Linked DNA regions of Homo sapiens: all the other regions are linked to region 4. The links are chromatin loops, found by intact Hi-C in ENCODE. Cell type or tissue: ascending aorta. All regions are shown on one strand.

Evidence for each region. Hi-C counts contacts between places; a loop is a spot of excess contacts. Peaks named below come from ENCODE experiments on the same cell type or tissue, not always from the same donor. Only the 100,000 strongest peaks of a DNase experiment are listed, where the experiment ranks them.
Region 1: a loop joins it to region 4, with 8 times the contacts of the local background. A loop is called at or near these places in 16 of 110 quality-filtered maps.
Region 2: it touches region 4 in a loop (5-fold over the local background); 2 of 110 quality-filtered maps call a loop at or near these places.
Region 3: it touches region 4 in a loop (2.5-fold over the local background); 4 of 110 quality-filtered maps call a loop at or near these places.

What each region holds. Positions count from the first base shown.
Region 1 is chrX:63,350,137-63,352,636 of GRCh38, forward strand. SPIN4 (spindlin family member 4) reads right to left here and starts at 1,196. Exons shown (of 1, transcript NM_001012968.3): 1 at 1-1,196. The coding sequence starts at 683. SPIN4-AS1 (SPIN4 antisense RNA 1) reads left to right here. Exons shown (of 3, transcript NR_046739.1): 3 at 1,706-2,052. RefSeq lists enhancers at 385-514, 615-664, 935-984 and a silencer at 1,185-1,414. In ascending aorta, no CTCF peak of the experiment used is centred here; a DNase peak (open chromatin) is centred at 1,275; H3K4me3 peaks cover 1,776 bases; H3K27ac peaks cover 1,247 bases.
Region 2 is chrX:63,511,073-63,513,572 of GRCh38, forward strand. The region is part of intron 1 of LINC01278 (long intergenic non-protein coding RNA 1278); the gene reads right to left. Among named protein-coding and RNA genes, the nearest start is that of LINC01278, 49 kb to the right of the region's middle. In ascending aorta, no CTCF peak of the experiment used is centred here; no DNase peak of the experiment used is centred here.
Region 3 is chrX:63,657,594-63,660,093 of GRCh38, forward strand. The region is part of intron 7 of ARHGEF9 (Cdc42 guanine nucleotide exchange factor 9); the gene reads right to left. Among named protein-coding and RNA genes, the nearest start is that of ARHGEF9-IT1, 13 kb to the right of the region's middle. In ascending aorta, no CTCF peak of the experiment used is centred here; DNase peaks (open chromatin) are centred at 408 and 1,488; H3K27ac peaks cover 2,330 bases.
Region 4 is chrX:63,559,967-63,562,466 of GRCh38, forward strand. LINC01278 (long intergenic non-protein coding RNA 1278) reads right to left here and starts at 1,129. Exons shown (of 4, transcript NR_152613.1): 1 at 866-1,129. RefSeq lists an enhancer at 309-850. In ascending aorta, no CTCF peak of the experiment used is centred here; a DNase peak (open chromatin) is centred at 1,065; H3K4me3 peaks cover 2,343 bases; H3K27ac peaks cover 1,195 bases.

The DNA of each region.
Region 1 (2,500 bases), 210 kb before region 4:
GATGGCTTCGCCACCACTTGATGTATAAAAATGCCAGTTCTCTTGGACCCGTCATCTTTGGCATGCTCCACCTGCTTGCCCACGAGACTGTCGACCACCTCTCCAGGCTCCTGTTCTGCTGTAGGGAAATAGTAGTTGGAATCTGGAATAATGCGTAAGTCACCATCTTTGTAGTCATCAAGCAGCGTGTACATATAGAGAACAGGATCTTTCTCGTAGGTGATGTAAAACCAAGTATCCATCACAGGAGCTCGCGCCAGGACCATACCCTTCCATTCATCCTTGGTACCATGTTCACCTTCAAACACATGCTCCACTGCCTTGCCAATCAGGGAATCTGCCAGTCGTGAATCGATACGAGGAGTTGGCACTCTCTCAGGAAGGATCTCTAGCGCTAAAACTCTCTTATCGCGGTGCAGTTCTAGTCCATACACACTATCTTTGCCATCATATTTAATGATGTAAAGAGTGGGCTTCACGGAAACCTGCTCGAGCACAGTACCCTTCCACTGCTCCACTGGCTCGTTGCCTTCCTTCCAGCCGTGTTGAATGCGGCAGCCCACGATGTTCCTACGAGTGAGGAAAGTGGGCTTGCGCCGTTGCTTCCTGTGGGTGTGCCTTTTCTTCATCAGGTATGCGGACACGCCATCTACCCCCATCGGAGGCACGGTTGGAGGAGACATAGCTCAGGGATTAAGAGGGCTTGGGGAAAGCTGCTGCCCTGGTCGATTAAACTGACAAAAAGTCAACACTATGCAATATGATATATATATTTTTTGCGATCTCAAAGACCTGGTCTGTGCTCCCTTCTCCAAGTGCAAGGCTCTCACCAAGGTTTTGGCAGAAACGCTCGAACTCTAACCGTGAGCACTGGGACAGCGTGTGCCTCTCCACAGTGCTTTCCTCTCTCGCCCTAGAAGGGTTACTGCAGCAGTGGCGGCTGACGTAGAGATGGCGGGCTCGCGAGTGCTGTTCGTGCCTTGCGTCCGCCCCAACCCCGACCCCAAGTCCCCGAATCGGCCACTTAGCTGTTGTCGATGCTGGTGCGGCTGCGGCACGGCGGCAGAGGAGACGACGGGGACGAAAGGCAAGGAGTAAGAGGGATGGCTGCAGCGGCAAAGGCGCAGGCGGCGGCAAGTCTCTGGGGAGTCCGCGCGGCCTGGGCTTCGCAGCGCTAGCTGGCTTGGCTTCACTCTGGCGACCGGGTCTTTGCGGCGCAGGGAACCCGCCCCCTCTGAGCCCGCCTGAGCCTTGGCCCCGCCCCCAGCCATCCCGCCTTCCGCTCTGCGGGCGGCAGCCGGGCTGGTCAGCGCGCGTGCCCGTGTTCAGTTTGTATTGACACACGCGCCCTCTCTTTCATTTCCTCCTCCGCCCCTCGACCGTTTCCCTCAAACGCCAGCCAGACAGGCCGACTCCCCTCCTCCTCCTTTCTGGCGGTCTGCTGCCCGCCAGCCTCCTACACAGTGGCTCCATCTGCTTTCTGTCTTCCAGGAATTCCTCACTTAAAAAAAAAAAAAATGTAAAACACACGCACACCCAGAAAGAGTTTGTGCATACAAATTATTTTCTTTCAGTTTAAGATATTTAAGATGAGAATAAAAACCCTGTGTACAATTTACAGACCACCATCTTAATCCAAAATCTGTTTTATATTTTCTACCTGATCATTTCTAGTAATTATTTTTATTTTTTTTTTTTTTGTCAGAATGTAAAGGTCATGTACTGACATTGTGGAGATCTTCTAAAATTCAGTGAAATAAAAGACGAAACTACCATTAATTTTACCATCCAGACTGCACCAAAATGTTAACAATACTGTTTTCTCTCCTATTAATAAACCTGTACTTATATTTTATAAAATTGGGAGCATATTTCATACTTTTATAACTTGTGTTTTTCATGTATATCATGAACATTTTCCAAGATTGTTAAATACTCTGAAAACATGATTTTTAATAGTAATATTAAATATTTGTAATATTCCTTTTGATAGTCCACTATTTATCCTACATGATCTATAACATAAGTATAAATAAAAACATTTTACCTTCATAAATGGATTTATTGTCTAAACCATTTTTTAAAAGAAGATTTAATGACATGGAGAGCTGCACATGAGATGAGTACAATGAAAAAGCAAAATATTGAAACAATATTGTGGTCTTAATTTTGTAGAGAGAGAAAGAAGGGATTTTTTGTGTATATATTTGCTGTTTTTCTGATTATAAAAGTGCTGCATGCTTATATCGAAAACCTGCAAGAAAAGAAAGTGTCCATAATTTCACTTACCTTAAGTCACAGAGCTGCTATGAGGATTAAATGAGAATGTCTGTAAAGCTTTTAACACTATATCCCACTTACAAGATGACATTAAAATCCAGAAGAGTCTAGGGTTCTCATTTTCATTCCTCTACTCTTCACTGGTGAAAAGAGAAAGCGTCATATAATCATGAGTAAAAAAGGCAATTAATTCACCTGGAAACAAAACCGGGGCAAAAGC
Region 2 (2,500 bases), 49 kb before region 4:
CCCACTCATAAAACGTCAAGTCTCTTTCTTTGAAATAATAACAAGAAGGCCTATGTGGCTAGATAAAAGAGCTTATGAACCTGTACTTCTTAAAGGTGATATCCTCCATTATTGCCAAGGTCTCACAAAACTTCCTACCATAAATTCCAAATTAATAAAGGATTCCTTTCGCAATGAGCTCCAGGGAGATAAAGGTAACAGAGACCATGGCCTACAACCTGGAGATTTTGTTAACTGAAAACAACATCAAATAAAAGATTCCCTGCAACCCCACTGGAAGGGATCATATCAGGTATTGACCAATCCTTGTGCTGCCAAAGTTAAGGGTGTTGACTCAAGGATTCATGTTTCTCATTTTATAAAAGCGGCTCTACCAGAGTGGACATTTTCTATCACCAGACATGCTCAATTAAAGCTGACCTGCAATCTTCCTGATCAGCACCGCAAGTAACTGACATTTGCTGTAGTCTGCTTCTGCTTAAGATACTGGTTCAGGCCTGTATAACCAGTTCCTCATGATTCCAATGATTACTGTGCCTGAAATTTTCATCTCCTTTTTCTGTTGACCGGAATATTATGTTTTTAGGCTGCCTTCATATTGTAGGAATCCTCTCTTGGTGGTTTTGGTAAAATAATCATATATATATATATATATATATGTATATATATATATACACATACACACACATATATACACACACACATATATACACATTTATATACACACACACACACACACACACATATATATTAAGATATAGCATACTAGTCTTATTGTTAATATATGTACTTTAGCAACATGCCCATGATCAAGCTTCAGTTTTTACTGTCCCTAATTAATTGAATTACAGCATGGAGAAATAGTTCTCTGGTTCATATCTCATAAACTGCTATTACATTTGGAAATCTAACAAGATGCTGGGTTTGCCACCCTAAACCACCAACAACTTTCGACGACAGTGACCCATTGCTACATTCTGTCCTAAATGCCACCAGTATTTCTAATTGTACTCATAACCCAATTCAGGGGTCACATAAAACAAAACCAAATAGGTCTGTCTGATTCATTCTAACCTGCCATGTTTCAATTTAACCCATCAGAATCTCACAGTCAAAACAACTGCTGCCTCACTCTGAAATGACAGTGGTAAAAACCATGATGCTGCTAGAATGTTAAAAGAAAAACAATCGCTCCTGCTATCAGGATCCAGTCTTTTCTCTTGATCTAACATTTCTGACCCATGGTTTAAAAATGTCCCAAAACTGATATATTGAAATTATAGTACACTCACCTCTACTCCACTAGGATTTACTTTTGTCTGTGAAGGAGATCACAGACATTTACTTTTGTCTGTGAAGGAAATCACAGACATTTACTTTTGTCTGTGAAGGAGATTTTATATCCATGGATATAAAAATATCTAAGGGCATAGAATGAGGAATAGTAGTGTCTTTTAAAATACTTGGTTTTATATATATATATGTATGTATATATATATATATGTGTATATATATATGTATGTATATATATATGTGTATATATATATGTATGTGTATATATATATGTATGTGTGTGTGTGTATATATATATATATATATATATATATATGGCTCAGAAGAAATCCAATATTGGACTAGTTCCTTCAAACTTTTCTCTGAGCATGACTAATGATCTATTTGAGATAAAGATTCTATTTGAGGGGAACCTGTTAATTATCTGACGGACCATCAAGAAGATAGTTCCATGCATGCTTTTGGAAGAGTGTTTTTGCCTTGGCGGGTTGTTGCTTCCCATTAACACATGATTAGAAGTCTTTCTATAACCTTAGGAAAGATTGCTAATGAAACTGCTACTTCTTCAGCAAATCAAAAAAACCTACTAATTCACTAGCTAAGGCTGTACTAGAAAATCACATTGCTTTATATATTAGCTGAACAGGGATGTATATGTGTGGTGGCAAATATTCTTTGTTGTGTATACATAAACACTTCCTATGAAGTAGAAACTCATCTATGGAAAATTAGAAAAGAAGCCACTTAACTATAGCAAATCTCTAAAGAAGAACCAGCATTTAATTTTCTTCCTGATGTTTTAGTTTGCTCCATGAGGAAATAGTTTCCCTTTTTCTATTTGGCATATAAATTTTCTTGCTGATTATAATTCTTATGTACATTACATTTTTATTATCCAAATTATTAATGTTATGTATTTGTCATTTCTTTTCATTTTCTGAGAAAACTACATTCATGGTTCTCCAAAGAATAGAGATTATTCAGCAAGTGACACCAGCTGTATAGATCAGTGACTTGACAGGTCTCATTTTTTGCCACTCTGTGATACCATCCCAATTTGGCTTTTGGGTGCTTTTCAAAATTCCTTGCTGAGATGTCTCCTTTCCTTCCCTCTACCTAGCATGGAATGAGATTACCAGGGAATGTGCTTTCCCAATGATGAGGGACATCTTCACGCTGGGACTTTGAAAGAACTATCCAGGAATGA
Region 3 (2,500 bases), 98 kb after region 4:
CAGGAGAGGAAGAGTTCAGCTATACAGAGAGGGCCAATGTTGCCCCAAGCCTATTTCAGAACCTGGGTTCCTTTTACCATGTTCAGTGTGCACAAGCTCAATCCTGGCCAAAAGGATAGAGTGATTCCCATACACTGAGTTCCACAATTCTCAGGAACACTTTTTGAGACACATGTATAAAAAGTGGGCCCTATCAGGCTAATCTAAGTACAAAAGCAGGATAAGCTAGGCAGAATGTATGAATGTAATTTATCTCGATCTCAGAAAGGTTTGAATTGTGCCTTACCATACATAATATAATACATACAAACCTGGAAAGCCAGATCTGAACCACACATTCTCACCGGACCACATTGCCTAAAACAGGCAGCCTCAACTTCCTTGTTGCTAACTTCAGTCCGCAGCCTCCTTCCGCTCCGCCCCCATTCCGAGTTGGTGTGTCATAGTCATTGAGAGCTTTCAACACATTTGCTAGTTCCCAAAAATAGAAAGAATATGCATGATCTTGGAGCTACATTAAAAGCATCAATTGAATCTCCTATTGTTTCTTTAGATATGTAAGGATGACAAGAAGCTAGAGAGAATTTCTGCTTCTGTGGTGGGGAAACAGGGCTAGAGAGATGTGTTACTAAAATTATCCCTTTGCCTGTTCTCCCTGGTCCCCCAGAGGGTTAAATGTGAGTTTTCAGGCGCTAGATTTGTCATAAGCCAAATGTAAAGATGTGATAGGAATAATTAAGAATGACCTACTAGTTGAGGAACTCCAATCAGAAAGAGTAGCTAAGACTATAAGCAGTAAGCAGCATGGAACAAAAGAAAGAGCATGATGTAGAGTCTGAAGCCCTGAGTTTGATGCCTTGCTGCCTAACCTACCAGCTGTATGGTTACGGACAAGCCAGTTAACCTCTCTGAGCCCCAATTTCCTCAACTAAGAAATGAAGACAGTTATCCTTACTCTGTAAAATAGCTATAAAGCTCTAATATAAACATGTCATTTCCAGGACATGAGGCCAGACTTGTCCACCAAATACAGCCCTGAGCTTTCTTGCTCCTGGGCCAGTGTTTCATAGTCCTTAAAACCCTCTTTTGATAAACTTAAAGGAAAAACATCTCACTACCTCCTTTAGCTCATTTAAACTTTCCAAATAATTTAAATATTGTGAGTAAAAATAAGTCAAAGCAAGGGTAACTCTGAATATTTTTTCAATTTACATAGCTGCCCCACTGTCCCTGGAAATTCTATACATCCTTTCAGGACAGGGTGGTATTTGTCACCAAAATAACAGATATATATTTGGGGTCACACTAATAGCTGCTCTCTGGCCCAACTATGCTTCCTATTCCAATCTTAGCCTTCGAGGTCAAACTTACACATTCTTATTCCTGAAATAAACTTTCTCTGACTGCTCAAGCTGATGTGGCTCCCCTTCTCCAAATTCTGACACCAATTGTGAAGGCCCTGACATACCACACACTTGGCACTTAGCCACCATGCTGCTCACAGCTTTTAGTTTGCCTGCCCATTAAAGGCTGTGCCCAGCACTCTATCTTCTTTGGTCTTGCTTCACTTAGGGATTGTCCAGAGAAGAGCAGCTGACAAAGCCCCAGAGTTTCCTCTGGTTGTCCTCTGCACATGGCAAGGGGACAAAGTCCTCTTGAACCCTGGTTGCCTGTGGTCTTGTTGGAACCAGGCTGCCCATATGCCACTTGTTAATGGTAGTCTGAGTGCCTTCACAGGGACACGGTGAGCAGGTGCTCAAAACAGATGCTATTTGGATCATCACAACTTTCCTGCCTAATGAAGTTTATCATTTCCAATAAAATGCCAGCCTTCCTCCTTTTTCCTTGTGCTCGTCTGAATTGGGAGACATTAAGGGAGCTAGTTCCTCCTTAGTAAGACATTGCAGGATATTCTCTACAAATGACAGATGCTGCAATCTGGGGAATGTAACTGTTCAGGATTGTAGCCTGCTTCACTTGTTTGTAAATAAGGTCCTCCCTGCCCCTTTATAGAGGGGACCCTAGTTACTCTTCTCTAGCCTTTTCTCTCCAGATCCTAGGGAAGGTACATGGGGTTTGGACTGGATTTATTTCGCTCACTACTATATTCCAGCATCCTAGAATGCATGCTTAATAATTACATCAAAATAATAAGAACAACAATAATAGCAACAGTGACCCCTTAAATAGCATATATTATGTACCATGTACTGTCCTAAATGCTCTGCATTTATTAACCTAAATAATCCTCCAATGTAGGTACTGTTATAACCCCATCTGATGAGGAACTATAGACATAGAGCAGCTAAGAAGCTTTCTCAGGAATAGAATGCTTATACACTGCTGGTGGGAATGTAAATTAGTACAGCCATGATAGAAAGCAGTTTGGATATTTCTTAAATAACTTAAAAAAGAACTACCTTTTGACCCAGCAATCCCATTATCGGGTATGTACCCAAAGGAATATAAATCGTTCTACCACAAAGACACATGCACGCGT
Region 4 (2,500 bases):
GTTACATATGCCAAATAGCCCAACAATAAATGATTATACTAATTTACACACTTAATACTGTAATTGAGTGCCAGTGTCCCCAAACTCTGCACAACACTGGGCATAAACAATCTTTTTATCCCCTTGTCAATCATAATCTGCTATTCCGTTTTTTCATGTGCATTTATTAGTGAAGCTGAGTCACTTTTTAAACGTTTACTCACCATACTTGAATAACTTCTTCTGATTTTTTTGCCATTTTGTTAACATTTTTGAAGTTTTAATTATTATGGATATATAATAGTTGTACATATTTATGGGGTACATGTGATATTTTGATTAGAACATACAATGTGTAATAATCAAATCAGAGTAGATGGTATAACCATCACCTCAAGCATTTATCATTTCTTTATGTTAGAATCATCTCAATTCCGCTTTTTAGTTATTTTGAAATACATAATAAATTATTGTTAACTATAGTCGTCCTATTACGCTACCAAACACGAAATCACAAATACCAGGAAAGTTAACGGAGAACTGGATCAGGAGCCAAAATGTTTACATTCGAATTAAGGCTCTGGATTAATGAAAATGCGTAACCAGGAAAAGAAAGAACAAGAATAATGGGGACATAGAGGGTGAGAGAGGAGAAAAACGAGAAGAAAAAGCCATGTAAGGAAAAAGAATTTGCGCCTCAGGGTCCCCCTCCCCCTCTGCCCTGTTCCAGACACCTATTCTCATTCCCGCACTCCTACCCCTGGCGTCCTGCTAGCTGGTCTGGCTTCCTTCCCTCTGGAAAAAGGCAAATTATTCAATAAAGGGAGGATGAGTCCTAGCTCATCCCCACTTCTTGTCTCCTGCCGGGTGTTCAAATACAACTTACCACGCAGTCACCGCCATCCAACTGCATGTCACTCTCCACTTCGCCACGGTCTGAACTCTTGGCCACAAGATCTAAGCCTTCCGGATGCCCCAGCCAGTTCAGGCTGCTGGTCTCTTGTCCCTAAGCCTTTGCCGAGGTAGTCGGCTTACTTGATGCCAGCACACCAGGCCCCCCACCACCCGCTGGAAGCACAGGCCCCAGCTCAGGTCAGGTTCCGGAACCTAGCGTCCCCAGGTTCTCACGTGACTTAGTTTCCCAGGCAATAGCGCTTTTCTCCCGGATGTAGCAGTCAGCTGAAATGGAGAGAGTGCTTCTTAAAGTTAACCCTCAAACCACCATGGCCAGTGAATGCAGAATAAGCCCGCTGAGAGTTTCGTCTATTTCTATGGCATTATGCTGGAAATTATAAAGAAAAGGGATGAAAAAAACTGGAGACTTTTCACCAACAACAACATACAGATCTGTATTATTAGGATTCTTAAAATGAGTATGTGTTGTTTTTATAATTAAACTAACAAAAGGAAAATAAATAATGATGAATAATTAAAGCGGGATTATGTATACAACAAAACCGTATGATTACAACAGCACCTTATGTAGCTTTGAAAATAGGTAATGCTTCATGAGAGAAGTTATAGCAGTGTGCAAATATCAATTCAGACCTTAAACAAGAAGAATATACACACCAAAAGAGATTTCTTTAAACAAAATCTATGCTGTATGTGCCCTATGATTGTCACAGGGCTTAGAACCTGATATTCGGCTATGCATTCCTGTCAGAAAGAGCATGTTGCAGCCATGTCAGAACCAACCAAGGTCAAGAATTTCTTGTGACCAGTCGTGAAGTCCCTGAAGCAAGAAACAGAGAAACCCATGCTGGTAAGAAATGAAGAGACTCAGACCCTGCAGAAAGATTAAGAATAGCGATCGAAGACGTTAACTTGGTTGCAATCTGGCTCTGCCCTTTACAAAGTTATGCGACCTTTTTCATCTGTTAATTGCTTGTTGTAAATATTAAATTAAACAAGTCAATGTGTATAAGGCATTTAAAACAATGTCTGGCAGTGAGAAGACCTATTTGATAAATAAATAAAATATGGACACAGACATTGCAGCATAGGAATCCCTCAATCAGGAATCCTAGGTCTCCAAGAACACTGGTGATACTAATTTAGCTGTACAAGAAGGAGGTGTCCTGTGTGGGTGACATAAATATTTCAGGGTTTGGAGAGAAACATTCCTACATTTTTTATTTAAGAAAACAACACACCAAGGTTGTTTAGAAAGGCAGAGTGGACTCTGAATCCATGCAGCCTAGATTTGGATCCTAGCTCTGCTATTATCTGCGTTATTAGCTCAAGTTATTTAAGCCTTCTGTGCCTCAGTTTCCCCATAGGTAAAATAAGGATAACAGTACTAATTTCATAGGTTTGTTGTGAGACAGTAACATATTAAATAAACTTACAACGACTGCCACATAAGTACTATATAAATATTGATTAAAAGTAGTAATAAGAGACAAAAAATATTGGAAAATTAAGAAGTAAACCCACAAGGAACTACTGTCTCAGCCTAAAGTAAATCAAATACATGACCACTGCCAGAGACCTTGTCAAGGTATTTCAGATAAGAAAA